Regions from separate parts of the Homo sapiens genome. Here region 1 is linked to region 2. A link is a loop called in an ENCODE intact Hi-C map of the cell type or tissue named here. Cell type or tissue: K562. All regions are shown on one strand. Each heading gives the region's core, and the rest is flanking DNA. Links, peaks and the distances in the headings are about the cores only.

Region 1 (2,500 bases), core at 1-2,500, 86 kb after region 2:
CTAGCTCAGAGCTGGCCCTGCTCCTGCGCAGGTTAGAGGGAACAGAGAGGCCGGCATGGGGCGGAGTGTGGTTAACAGATCCCCTAGGGGGTCACACCCCTTCCAATGCCACATGGCGGGGCAGCAGGGGGCTCTGAGGCCCTCCTAACCTACTCCAACCTGGAGGCTCGGGACCCCCACGCCTCTGCCCCTGAGAGAGGAAGTGAGGGACTGTTGACGCATGGCCCGTCCCCAGGGAAGAGGACTGATGCCTCCCAGGGTGTTCTCCCTGCCCACACGCCCCAGCCCCTCCCCACCCTCTCTCCAGGCAGAGAGTGCACAATCCGGTCTTCCCAAGCCTCGGTCTGTCGGGACAGAACCTGCCAAAGCCAGAGGAGGCCTGCAGGCAGCCCCACAGGACGCCTGGCAGGCGGCTCCCAGGACGTATCCCCGAGACCTCTCAGCCTGATGCCTGTGCACAGCCCGCTCCCCCATGACCCGGTCACACCTGCCCCCCAGCCGGGCCCCGCCTGCATCACTTTCTGGCTATGGACTTGGGAGCTGGCTCGACCTTTAGGAGTCTGCAGTTCCTGTCTGTGGGGTGGGGGGACGGGAGCGGCTGCCTGGCCAGGCTGTAGCGAGGATGGCACGGTGAAGAGTCCAGAGTCTGCCAGGACACTGAGCAGGGCGTTCTCCTCAGGGGCGGCTCCAGAACTGCAGTCCATCGGGAGAGGTGGCCGTTAGTGCGGGGGCCCCGCCATGGGCGGTGCCTGCCTGGGCCGCTCCCTTCCCCCTCAGCCTGAACACGGTCCTGGGTGGGGGTACTCTCCCGCCAGCTGCCGAGCACGTCCACCACCTGGTGCCTTCACTGCCAGTGACTCAGCCAGGCCGGCTGGCAGCCCAGCCGCACCAAGTCACCCTGAGCACGCCCCACGGTTCCCACGGAGCAGTCAGGTCCGGGCCAGGCGTCCTCCACTGGGCCCCGCGCGGCCCTGCCATAGGTGACACCAGCCACCACCAGAGTCGCTGGGCCTCATGTCCTCACCTGGGAGGCCAGTGAGGTGCCCTGGGGGCTTGGGCGAGGAGCTCTAACTATAGGAATCCGGTGGGCGGCACTGGAGAGACTCCCTGCCGTCACATGCCCTGAGCGCAGGGGATTAAGAGGCTCTGGGCCCTCTCATCTGCAGGCGGGGCCTGGGCGGAGCAGCTCCACCCTATCACGTCTTGCTCTGTGTTGCAAGGTCCTTCCGCCCCTGTCACTTAGCAGGTGGTCTCAGTCCCGGAGAGCCAGAGCCGTGAGGCAGAGCAGGGCAGGCGCTAATCTCACAGGGAGATAAAAATCAACCGTGCGAAAGGCCCCACAGAGCGACCGCTACTGGCACCGGGCCCAGCCTTGCAGGAACTCTGCACCCAGTGACCCCCCCTTGGGAGGTCCAGACCAGTTCCACTCTTAAGGACGAAGTGCTGGAGGCTCAGAGAGGCTGAGAGATTCACCCAACCACCGGCCCAATGGTGCTCAGCAGCAGAGCCAGGACTGGGAGCCTCATCTGACTACATACAGCTAGGAGTGCGGCGACAACAAGAAACCAGGCCAGGCGGGGCTCCCATCCCACCGCCTCCCTTGCCCTGCAGGCCCCAAGCCCAGCAGGCAGGGTAAGGAGCACACAGCTTTCTTGACTGGGGGCTCGGCTCCCCACGGCTCACGCAGCTGCTGGGCTCAGGGGCCACACACGCCCAAGCCTGAACCTCAGCAGGGCCACTCGACAAGTGCCCTATGACAGTGTCCAGCGGAGGTCCCAAGCTAGCCATGGGGGTCCCCCTCAGCCCACAGTCAGAGCAGGGCCATAGGGAGGTGCTGGGTGGGACAAGGTTGCAGAGGTGACACTAGTGGAGCCGACGTCCAGATGCCCGTCCACCCGCGGCCCCAGGCCCTCCTGAGACTCTATGCCCGTCCACCCGCGGCCCCAGGCCCTCCTGAGACTCTATGCCCGTCCACCCGCGGCCCCAGGCCCTCCTGAGACTCTATGCCCGTCCACCCGCGGCCCCAGGCCCTCCTGAGACTCTATGCCCGTCCACCCGCGGCCCCAGGCCCTCCTGAGACTCTATGCCCGTCCACCCGCGGCCCCAGGCCCACCTGAGACTCTATGCCCGTCCACCCGCGGCCCCAGGCCCTCCTGAGACTCTATGCCCATCCACCCGCGGCCCCAGGCCCTCCTGAGACTCTATGCCCGTCCACCCGCGGCCCCAGGCCCACCTGAGACTCTATGCCTGTCCACCCGCGGCCCCAGGCCCTCCTGAGACTCTGGTCAGGATGCCTGTCCACCTGCGGCCCCAGGCCCTCCTGAGACTCTGGGCATGGCTGTCAGAATGACCATCCCTGGTGCCATTGAGACCCCAGATCCAGCACCTGTGTCCAGCGCTGAAGTCCCAAGTCTGTGTCCAAGCTCAGAAGGAGGGCCCAGAATCCCAGACGTATCATGGCAGCAAGTGAGCCGGGGGTTGGGACAGGTAAGCAGGCTCT
Region 2 (11,728 bases), core at 4,602-7,101:
CCAGCACTTTGGGAGGCCGAGGCGGGTGGATCACGAGGTCAGGAGATCGAGACCATCCTGGCTAACATGGTGAAAACCCCATCTCTACTAAAAACACAAAAAATCAGCTGGGCGTGGTGGCAGGTGTCTGTAGTCCCGGCTACTCGGGAGGCTGAGGCAGGAGAATGGCATGAACCCAGGAGGCGGGGCTTGCAGTGAGCTGACATAGAGCCACTATGGTCCGGCCTGGGCAAAAGAGTGAGACTCTGTCTCAAAAAAAAAAAAAAAAAAAAAGAAAAAGTGTGAACTAGCTGGGCACAGTGGCTCATGCCTGTAATCCCAGCACTTTGGGAGGCCAAGGTGAGAAAATGGATTGAGCCCAGAAGTTCAAGACCAGCCTGGGCAACATAGCGAGACCCCCGTTTCTACAAATAATTTAAAAATTGGCTGGGCATGGTGATGCATGTCTGTGGACCCAGCTACTCAGGAGGCTGAGGCAGGAGAATCACTTGAACCCAGGCAGTCAAAGCTGCAGTGAGCTGCAATCAAACCACTGCACTCCAGCCTGAGCAATAGAGTGAGACCCTGCCTCAGACCAAAAAAAAAAAAAAAAAAGTGTGAACCTTTGGGCCTGATGTGGAGACTGAAGCTTATTCCTGGCGCCCTTTCTTCCTTTCTGTTTTTATTCTTTGCACGCTGAGGTTGACAGAAAGCCCGGGCAGAGGCTGCTGGCCGGCTCTTGGGAAGGGCAGGCCACTTTTGTACTTTAATGGCATTATGTTTTTGATTTTTTTTTTTTTTTTTTTTTTTTTTTTTGAGACAGAGTCTCGCTCTGTCACCAGGCTGGAGGGCAGTGGCGCAATCTTGGCTCACCGCAACCTCCACCTCCTGGGTTCAAATGATTCTCCTGCCTCAGTCTCCTGAATAGCTGGGATTACAGGTGTGCACTGCCACGTCCGGCTAATTTTTGTATTTTTAGCAGAGACAGAGTTTCATATGTTGGCCAGGCTGGTCTCAAACTCATGACCTCAGGTGATCCACCCACCTCTGCCTCCTAAAATGCTGGGATTATAGGCGTGAGCCTCCATGCCTGGTGGGTTTTTTTGTTTTGTTTTGTTTTTTTGTTTTGAGTTGGGGTCTCACTCTGTTGCTCAGGCTGGAGTGCAGTGGCATGACCACAGCTCACTGCAGCCTCAACCTCCTGGGCTCAAGTGATCCTCCTGCCTCAGCCTCCTAAGTAGCTGGGCCTACCAGCACGTGCCACCACACTCAGCTGTTTGGATTTTTAGTAGAGACTGGGGTCTTGCTTGTTGGCCAGGCTGGTCCTGAACCCCTGGCTTGAAGTGATCCTCCCACCTCAATCTCCCAAAGTGCTGGGATTACAGGCGTGGCTCCTGCACTGGCCCCTGCTGACACCTGGATTTTGGACTTCTGGCCTCTAGTCTGTGGTCTGTGGGACTTTGTACAGATAAGTCAAAAGGCAGAAGCTGAATGTGAATGCCCATGCTATTGTTTATAAAATCACCCCTCCTCCTTTTCTAACTCCCGCAGCCCACCCTCTTCCCCCAGCCCAGACCGTCCTTGCAGACCTTCACCCTGTCCTACCTGTGTGGGTGCGGACATGGCCCTGCAGTAACCAGGGCCTGGAGAAGGCCTTGCCACAGATCTTGCAGGTGCAGGGCAGCGTGTGAGTGCGGATGTGCATCTTGAGGGCACCCAGGCTGGTGTACTCCTTGTCGCAGTACTTGCAGGTGAAGACACGCCCCACCTGCAGGTGGCAGTGCAGCTGCCGGTGCCTGGCCAGCCCGGCCAGCGTGTGGTAGGGTTTGTGGCAGTGGAAGCACTCAAAGCCGCCCGGGGCTCGGGGCATCCGCTCAGCCCCAAGCAGTTTTTCCGGAGCCCCGTGCCGGTCTGGGCCCAAGGTCGGGGACCACCGTGTGGGCAGCACCAGCAGTGGGGGCAGGTTGAGGTGGTTCAGGCTGTCTTTGAGGGGTACAATGGCGGCCCGGCTGGCCCGAGGGTCGACCTCGCTGACTTCCAAGGCGTCCAGCCCAGAGGCCCCCAGAGCTTCCTCGATCCGTGGCAGGAGGGGCAGGGAGATGCAGGCGACGGCCGAGGAGCGGTCCCAGGGCTGGGGAAGGTCACCGGGCACAGAAGGGGCCTCCTTGTCTCGGGGGAGGAGGGGCACCACCAGCCCCCCACAGGCAGAGCAGGCACCATTGATTTCTAGAGGGGTGGAGGGGAGAGAATAGAAAGATGAAGACTGAATCCCCAGCACTTTGTGTTTTCCAACTCTGATTCGTGGACCCAGTCACAGCCCATCAGCAGCCTGGCGTGGGAGGTGTAGCCGGGAACCTGCATGCAGACCCAGCTTGCAAGGGAGCTGGCGGTGCTGTGCAGGGAAGTGACAGCGTGGCCAGGAGTGGAGTCATCTAGAACAAGAAGGCCCCGCGGTCTAGAGAGCGAATCTCACTTCCTCTTTAAACACAAAGAAACATCTGACGGGACCCTTTGTGTTCAGGAACATGAAACAGGCCTCGTGGGTAAAGGAGGGCCCTTTACGCCTCGGCTGGGCAGGACCCTCTGATGAGCCCCACCCACCTCTGGAGGGGTCCCAGCCTGGGCCGGCATCCTCCAGGTGCCCATGCAGCAGCCATCAGTCAGACGCTTGGCAGCAAGGTGCCGGCTGAGTGTAAAATCAGCCCACTCATAACTAATCACCCTCCAGTCACCCCACAGTCGCCCCTCGGGCATCTCCTTTTGTGGATAACGAGGCAGTGAGCTCAGAAGCCTCCCTGGCCGCTGACCAGTGCCCACTCTACTGTGCTCTGAATGCAGCTGAGCCACATGGCTGGGGTGCTCTGGCCTGGGCTTTCAGAATTACCCCGGCTGGGCTCCTCCCCAGGACGGTGTTTCCTCTATCTGGGGGCTGGCACACTGCACACCACATGGGTGATCCATGTAAGGGCAGCAGCCCCCAGATAAACAGGTTAGTCTGCAGGTAAGAGTTAAACTCTGTATGTCCCCAAAGCCAAAATCTCCCAACAGCCCTCAATCCCTTTCTTACTCTATATGTGTTAAAATGGATCTCTGGCTCTGTTTCTACCTCCATGCTGAGGCTTTGGGTAGAGACAGACAACCCATAGAATAGGAGAAAATATTTGCAAATCAGACTTCTGATCAGGAATAGCATCTAGAACACTAGAACATATAAAGGATGTTAGCAAGTCGACAATAAAAAGACAAATAATACAATTTTAATATGGGCAAGGGATTTTTTTTTTTTTTTTTTTTTTTTTTTTTTAGAGACGGAGTCTCGCTCTGTTGCCAGGCTGGAGTGCAGTGGCGTGATCTCGGTTCACTGTAACCTCCACCTCCTGGGTTCAAGCGATTCTCCTGCCTCAGCCTCCTGCGTAGCTGGGAGTACAGGCGCCTGCCACCACGCCCGGCTAATTTTTTTGTATTTTTTTTGTAGAGACAGGATTTCACTGTGTTAGCCAGAATGGTCTCGATCTCCTGACCTCGTGATCCACCCTCCTTGGCCTCCCAAAGTGCTGGGATCACAGGCGTGAGCCACCGCACCTGGCCCCCCACCCTTTTTTTTTTTTTTTTTTTGAGACAGAGTCTTGCTCTGTCTCCCAGGCTGGAGTGCAGTGGCGTGAAATCGGCTCACTGCAACCTGCAACCTCCACCTCCCAGGTCCAAATGATTTTCCTGCCTCAGACTCCCAAGTAGCTGGGACTACAGGTGTGCGCCACCATGCCTGGCTAATTTTTTTTTTCCCCCAGATGGAGTCTCGCTCTGTCACCCAGGCTGGAGTGCGATGGCACGATCTGGGCTCATTGCAACCTCTGCCTCCCTGGTTCAAGCAATTCTCCTGCCTCAGCCTCCCAAGTAGCTGGGATTACAGGCATGCGCCACCACGCCTGGCTTATTTTTGTATTCTTAGTAGAGACAGGGTTTTACCATGTTGGCCAGGCTGGTCTCGAACTCTTGACCTTGTGATCCGCCTGCATCAGCCTCCCAAAGTACTGGGATTACAGGCATAAGCCACTGCGCCTGGCCTTTTTTTTTTTTTTTTTTTTTGAGCTGGAGTCTCACTCTTGTCGCCCAGGCTGGAGTGCAATGGCGTGATCTCAGCTCACTGCAACCTCCGCCTCCCAGGTTCAAACAATTCTCCTGCCTCAGCCTCCTGATAGCTGGGATTACAGACACCTGCCACCATGCCCAGCTAATTTTTGTATGTTTAGTAGACGCGGGTTTTTGCCACATTGGCCAGACTCGTCTCAAACTCCTGGCCTCAAGGGATCTGCCCACCTCAGCCTCCCAAAGTGCTGGATTACAAGTGTGAGCCACTGCGCCCGGCCTGGGCAAGGGATCTGAATAACTATTTCTCCAAAGACGATACACAAATGGCCAATGAACACATGCAAAGATGCTCAATGCCATCAGGGAAGCCCAAATCGCAATCACAATGAGATGCTCACACCCAGTAGAACTGAAAAAAATTGACAATAACCAGTGCTGTGAGGATGAGGAGGAATAGGGGATTCAAAGGAACGCCTCCCATCTGCCACTCTCTCCTGACCTGACCTCCTCCCACCCTCAGTTTTCCTAATTACAGAGTCATCAGGTTTCTGTCCACCCAGAAGTGACGGCAATGACAGGCTAAGAGGCAGCGTCCAAGAGAGTTCTGGGGAGACAGCACTGGGGGAGCCCCAGGTTTCCCGGCTTTGCTGGGGCCTCTCTGCAGGAAAAAGTCACCATTTCTTTTTTCCATCTCTAAGACATGGCCACCTTTCTGCCTCCAGGTATTGTCACAGAGCCAGGACCCTGTTTGTGGGCCCAGTGGCTGAGCCCAGAGGCAGGACGGGGCAAGAGACAGTCTCGCCCCGTCAGGCTGACCATGTGTTTCTGCTGGGATTTTAAATGCTTTCCCCATACTCTCTGGGTTTTGCTTGCCTTTTTATTCATGCTGCGGTCCAGATCCTGGGGAGAAGACACTGTTTTGTTTTGTTTTGTTTTGAGACAGAGTCTCGCTCTGTCGCCCAGGTTGGAGTGCAGGGGCGCGATCGTGGCTCACTGCAACCTCCATCTCCCGGGTTCAAGTGATTCTCCTACCTCAGCCTCCTGAGTATCTGGGATTATAGGCACCCGCCAGCACACCGGGGTAACTTCTGTATTTTTAGTAGGGACGGGGTTTCGCCATGTTGGCTGGTTTCGAACTCCTGACCTCAAGTGATCTGCCGTCCTCGACCTCCCAAAGTGCTGAGATTACAGGCATGAGCCGCCACACCCAGCTGAAGAGACTGTTTAAGTACCTTGCTGGCTTCAGGGGTTCCCTGGGGAGCCATAGGAGCCATTTATTTAAAAGGAGAGATTGAGGGGCCCCAAATCCCAGCACCTCAGGTCTATCCTGGGGTAACATCTTGGCAGAAAGTTGCCAGGGCCCCCTGGCTGTCAGAAAGCCAGGCAGCTGGGGCTACAGTGAGGAGGGGAGCGGGGGCGGGGAGCAGAGAGCACTGCGGGGCAGCACGGCTACTCACGACAGTTGCCCACTGGGCCCAGCACAGCTACCCAGATTTGCACACTGGGATGGACCCTAAGCAACACTTTGAAACTTGCAACTATTACCCATGTAAATTCCGCACACATGTGTAGTCACATGCGCATCCACATACACATAACAGAAGCCAGTGTCCTTCACCATGAGCCAGGCACTCCGGCAGTTTCTGCTCTATTTTATTTTACAAAATTGCTGGGGGTGACTGATGAAACTGATTTCAAAATGCACATTTGAAAAGCATGGTCCTAGCTGGCACCCCCTGGTGGCAGCCCGGGCCTCGGGTGTGGGTCCAGGTGGGATCCCCCCCATCCCCAACTCTGGGTTCTGAGCTGGGATAAAGGCCTCTTGGCGGTGTTGCTGGGGGCCACAGCCCCAACAGCGCCCTTCCTGCTCTCCCCCACCGGCCACAGAGCGTGAGTCCCGACCACCGCGTCCGCCGGCGCCCCTCAGTGGGCCTTTGTCCCAAGAAGCTGCCAAGCCAGGTGGGGACTGCTCTCACCGCCCGTGTGGCAGGCTGTCCTCTGAAGGACAGAGTCCTCTTCTCTCGTGTCCCTAAGCCTAGCAGGCAGTGGGAATGAACGGGCAGCCCGGTTGCTGGGCACCCATCTCCCCAGCCTAGCCGGTGTGTGGAGGATTGCAGCCCTTTAGCCCAGCCTGCCCAGGCAAGCCTGCCGGGGTGAGCAGGAGGGCTTCTGGGGTGAAGGGAGGTGGGGGAGGGAGGGAGACCACGGGCGGAGGCTCACCTGAACTGAATGCAGGAGGGGCAGTGCCTTTGCACCAGAAAGAGCCCATGTGTCCTTCTCACCATCCCCTGTGCTTACACCCCCAGTCAGCATGCTCCGGGGGTCCCTGAGCCGGGCCGCCCCAGACGGCCCTCCTTCCCTCCCACCCACCACCCCGCGACCCCTCCCAAACGTGTGCGCCAGGAAGATGACTCCAGGGTGCCTTTAGCTGGGGCTGTAGTGGTTGGGACGGGCGGCTGTATATCAGGGGTGAGTTCCAGGGAGACTTGGGGGCTTAGAAAACTTAGAAAACTTCTCCAAGTTGGGAGAGAATCCCGCCCGCCCTGCCGGAGGCGGGGCTCAGTGCCCTGAAGTGGAGGCGCCCGTGGGCCACCTCCCTCCCTGCAGCCGCAGCCGCTGCGCAGAGGCGCTGGCTCCTTCTCCTCCCACCTGGGACAGGTGTCTCCCCAGCCCCCGCTCCCAGGGGCCTCTCTCTCTCTCCCGCCCCTCAGGGTCGAGTCCCGGCAGGGGCTCGGGGATCGGGTAGTCAGTACCTCTCTGCGTCTCCAGCCGCCGGTAGTTGGGGACCCTGTGGCTGGAGTGCGTTTTCACCAGGAAGGAGCGCGGCATGTTCCCCTCCCGGGCGGCAGGCCGGGGTGGGCTGGGGCGGGAGGGGCGCGCCTGGGTCCGGACTGCTGCGTCCGCCGGCGCTTGAAGGGGTCAGGCTCATTAGCATAGCGCGCCGCCTCCGCCAACCAGCGCCCGGCGCGAGTGGGGCGGGGCCACGGGGGCGGAACTGAGGGCGAGGCGGGGTCTCGGGCAACACGCCCAGGACAGGTGCGCGGGCGGGACGGGGCGGGGAGCGCGTGGCCGCCGGTGTCCTCCCCACGGGAATTCTCTGGCGTGCGCGCCGCCGAGTCACACACCGACCCGTCGGGCCTGGCCACCCACTCGCCGTGAGTGAAGGGCAGAGTTCAAAGCTGTGTGGAAACCGAGCGAGAATCTCTTCCACAGAATGTGGAAGCGTCGGCCGAGCGCGGTCCTTGGAGAACCCTTGCTGCGGAGAATGACGCTCACTCTGCGGCCTGGCCTCGCCTCCCCATCCCTTCTGCAAACTCACAGGACAGGATTGATGGGGAGAGCCCAGGCGAAACGAAGCTGACCCTAGTGACCAGCCCTACTGGCGGCTCTGGAACAGGCCCGGGACCGGTGGCCTGGAGACAGTGGTCCTTTCTGGATGGGCTGCAGTCTCCGAAGGCTTCCCCCACTGGAGTCAGCCCTTTAGGAGTTTGTCCAGTGCCTCCAGAAAGCTGTTTTTTGGGGGACGGAGGACTTGGCCTGGAATTCTGGAATTCCCAGGGGGTCAGACATGGTTATGGGAAGTTTAATAAAACCGGTGAATCACGTGAATTCTGCAACAGCTGCACGTGTGACCTGGGCAATCCGTTTCCCTCCTTTGTGGTCCTGTAGAGCCCTCAGGGTCATAAAAAGCTGGGAGCCGCTGTGTCCAGTGTCTGGGTCTCTTTTGACATGGACATTTCATAACGTTGGGGGCCAGGTGGGGCCGTCTCTGGGCTGGCGTGCACACAGGGTGTCCCTGGCTGTGCCGCCGGCCTGCCTCCCCAGCAGGGCTTCCACCTCAGAGCTGGGTGGCCTTTGCCCCCTGTGGGCCGGGGGTGGAGAAGGTGGGGGGTGGTGAGTCCATGGAAGCTCTGAGGGACAGACAGCAGGGAGGAGGGCCGTGCCACACCAGCATCCCACGTCCCACATCACACGTCCAGGGTGTGAAAAGCTGGGCTAGTATCAGCCCCACTTTGCCAATGAAAAAAAACTAGGCTGTGAGTCTGGGCTCAGCAGCTCACGCCTGTAATCCCAGCACTGTGGGAGGCTGAGACAAGAGGACTGCTTGAGCCCAGGAGTTTGAGACCAGCCTGAAAAACAACATGAGACCCCGTCTCTACAAAAAAAAAAAAAAAAATTATTTTAATTAGCCAGGCGTGGCAACACCCATCTTCAGTCCCAGCTACTCAGGACGCTGAGGAGGGAGGATTGCTTGTTGCAGTAGCCTCCAGGAGGTGGAGGCTGCTGTGAGCTATGATGACCCCACTGCACTCCAGTCTGGACAACAGAGCAAGACCCTGTCTCAAAAAATTAAAAAAAAACAAAAAAGAAGACCAAGGCTGTGAGAGGTTAGGACACAGTGGGATTGGGACCCAGCCACACTCCAGCTTGTCTGCCACTTGGTGAGGGGGAGTGGAAGGACAGGTGGAGGTGCCCCTGGAAGAAGGTGCCCGCCTCTCCTGCAAGCATGGCCTGGCACCACCACGCCGGGAGTGTAGATTTCAGAGGACACATGCCTGCCTTCTGCTTATTCACCTGTTCCTCGCCTGGAAAGGTTTCTATTTATAGCCTCCCTTCCTTCTCTCTCTCCCTCGCAGACACAGATAACGCTTGCAGATACCTGAGCCAAGCCTCCACCCACACCGTCCCTCCCCGCCCACCTACCCGTTGTGTGGCCACCCGCCAAGCCCCAGCAAGCTTATCTCCTAATCCCAGCTAGAGCCTGGTGTTACTCAGGGCTGCTGTAGCCCTCCCGAGGAGAATGGCTGATCTCATCCCGGGAACGCCCTAGAGGGCCTGCGAGCACCTTTGGGGTGGGGTCCCAGGGCTGCCGCAACAACTTGCCCCCCAGGGACACTCAAGTCGGCTGCAGACTCACTCTTCAGCTGTGATGCACAGGGCGGTGTCCAGGCTGGACCCAAGAAGGCCCCACAGAGGGAAACATCAGCGTCCCCCTTCCCACAGGTGCAGCCTCGGGGGTGGGGATTGGGGGAGGGCGGCCGTCTCCATCCTTTCCGTGTCTTCCGTTCCTCACTGCCGGCAGCTTGGCTCTGGGGGTTAAACTGACGTGCCCCTGAGTGGGGAAACCCACGGCCCACAGCCTGCTAGACCCGCCCTCCTGAACTGCAGCAGGCGACCCAGGTCCTTGCCCCCTTCCCTGGACATCTAGGACATCAGGATGATGACTTGTGCTGGGCCCGGCAGCCTGGCCCCTCCCATCTGCCTCCATCCGACACCCAAGAGCGGTTTTCCAGTGGGTAGCCCACCCCAAGAATTGCCGGTCAGGGCAAAAACGGTTAGAGTTCCATTTATGTTGACATTTTCATCCTTCCTACACGTATGTCTTCCTGCCTTTCTGGTTTTACAGTGACTGTAACCATAGTGTCTGGAGATGTGCACACAGGTATCCAACACGGTAGACATCTCTGTCACCATTGACTGTTGTTTGTTTTAAGATGGAGTCTCACTCCAACCTCCGCCTCCCAGGTTCAAGCAATTCTCCTGCCTCAGCCTCCCAAGTAGCTGGGATTACACGTGTGCACCACCATGCCAGGCTAATTTTTGTATTTTTACTAGAGACTGGGTTTCACCATGTTGGCTAGGCTAGTCTTGAACTCCTGATCTCAAGTGATCCTCCTGCCTTGGCCTCCCAAAGTGCTGGGATTACAGGCGGGAGCCACTGCTCGTTTTTTACTCATAGGGCTTTATGACCCAAACCTTGGAAACCCTCACTCCGAATTAGAACACAGTCCTTGAGAGCTAGACCAGGAGGGGCTCAGCCCTTGCTACCTGCACAATGCCCGCCTGTGGTCAGGTGCATGCTGGGGGTTCAGCAGGGCTTGTTGAACTGGATGGAAGAGAAGCAGGAGCTTGCAGACAGTGTGGCCTTTCTAGAGGCCCTGCCCCATGCTCTGGGGGCACGTAGGCCCTGTCTGTCTCGAGTGGAGACACTCAGGTGAAGACCCAGGCCCTCAAAGGAGAGTCTGGCAGCTGGGCCTTGCTTGTCCTTGGACTCAGAGAGATGGCCCCTCTTGTAGGAGCAAAGGCAGTTCATCGAGGCAGACATCCCATGCGGAGGCAGACATCGAGGGACAATCCCATGCGGCCCAAGGTCATGGGCCCATGGAAACTTGAACCCAGTGCTTGAAATCTCAACATCCAGCCAGACCGGGCGCCACTGTGTGCTTGGTCCCCCTCCGTGAAGGGGAACTCACTACTGTTTATGGCTGCCCACACCACCGTCTGAGGGCCGGATTGTCAGAGGGAGGGTGGTTTTTTGTTTTTTTGTTTTTTTTTTTGTTTTTAAGACGGAGTCTCACTCTGTCACCCAGACTGGAGTGCAGTGGCGTGATCTTTGCTCACCGTAACCTCCACCTCCTGGGTTCAAGTGATTCTCCTGCCTCAGCCTCCCAAGTAGCTCGGATTACAGGCATGTGCCACCATGCCTGGCTAATTTTTGTATTTTTAGTAGAGACAAGATTTCACCATGTTGGCCAGGCTGGTCTCCAACTCCTGACTTCAGGTGATCCACCTGCCTTGGCCTCCCAAAGTGCTGGGATTACAGGCGTGAGCCACCGCACCTGGCCAGGAAGGGTGGTTCTTAAGCTGGGGTTCAGTGGACACATCCTGTGTGATATGGGGGTTCTGAGAGGCAGACAGGGTTGTTTTCAGAGCCCCCAGCGAAAGTGGCTTTCAGTGCCAGTGCCAGGTGGCTGGCAGCCCTGTGCTCTTGGGAGATGAAGGGGATGGACATGGTATTTGCCGTGTGCCTTTCCCGGGATGTGTCGTTTGCCTGGCAGATGGCCTAATGCCTAGTTGTCTGACCTGCAACCATGAGTCCCCCCAGGAAACTTGCTCACACTGGCAGACGCCCCGTGGCTCCTGTCTGATTCACGTCCAGGTTATGCCTGCCTGACCATCGCTCTGGTGTTGGGAGCCTGCCCTCTGTCCCCCACGTCCCCGAGAAAACCCAGCCTGGGCAGCCCCTGGTTCTTCCTTGTGGAAGGTGCAAATTCAGTCCCCACTGCAGTAGGAAACATGTTCAAAGACTTACTACTCACAGGTCCTGGGCAGGGAGGGCGCCAGGAGTGGGAAGGGCCATCCTCCGTCCCCAGATCCCACAGGGCAGAAGTGAAGAGTCAGGCAGAGAGAAGACAGTGTGTGGTAACGGGCCGTATGCACAGGGAATGGGGAGTGGTCACTGCAGGTTCACAAGCAAATGCCTGAATGGTCTGATTAAAGGAAGTGCAGGGAGTGCGGGCAGCCCAGGCTCCTGGGTGGGAGATACGCCCCTAAGTGCTCATCTCTGGCCCCTGACATGGGCGGTTGAGCGTGGTGTCCTCCTGGTGCCCAGGCTGCAGGCTTGGCTGTGCTGCCCGTTAGAACAGTCCCTACCCACACCAACCGTAAGACACATGAAACTGCACAATGCCTCAGCACAGGCAAGGGAGAGTGACCGGTGCTGAGGGGAGCCCTTGGGCCTGCGGCAGATGAGGTGAGACTTGAGCCATCAAGCAGCGAGGCAGCGTGCGTGTGAGTCTGCAGGCCACAGGCGTGTTCGTGCGTGTGTCCATGGGCGTATGCGTGTGGGAAGTCGCAGTAGCTGCTCTGAGGTGACATG

The links. A loop is a pair of places that touch in the nucleus more often than their neighbours do. Peaks named below come from ENCODE experiments on the same cell type or tissue, not always from the same donor. Only the 100,000 strongest peaks of a DNase experiment are listed, where the experiment ranks them.
Region 1: a loop joins it to region 2, with 1.9 times the contacts of the local background. A loop is called at or near these places in 7 of 110 quality-filtered maps.

What each region holds. Positions count from the first base shown.
Region 1 is chr16:88,769,832-88,772,331 of GRCh38, forward strand. All of the region lies in intron 1 of PIEZO1 (piezo type mechanosensitive ion channel component 1 (Er blood group)), which reads right to left. Among named protein-coding and RNA genes, the nearest start is that of PIEZO1, 14 kb to the right of the region's middle. RefSeq lists enhancers at 140-723, 724-1,307. In K562, for the core only: a CTCF peak has its summit at 1,104; a DNase peak (open chromatin) is centred at 1,190; H3K4me3 peaks cover 1,904 bases.
Region 2 is chr16:88,679,510-88,691,237 of GRCh38, forward strand. SNAI3 (snail family transcriptional repressor 3) reads right to left here and starts at 6,998. Exons shown (of 3, transcript NM_178310.4): 1 at 6,822-6,998; 2 at 1,585-2,205. The coding sequence starts at 6,897. It overlaps SNAI3-AS1 (SNAI3 antisense RNA 1), which reads left to right. Exons shown (of 4, transcript NR_024399.1): 4 at 7,282-7,677. RefSeq lists enhancers at 1,471-1,590, 1,515-2,336, 1,981-2,160, 2,351-2,640, 2,891-3,150 and silencers at 6,609-6,768, 6,819-7,278, 10,191-10,365. In K562, for the core only: a CTCF peak has its summit at 5,812 (motif pointing left); DNase peaks (open chromatin) are centred at 5,842, 6,107, 6,682 and 7,052; H3K4me3 peaks cover 1,153 bases.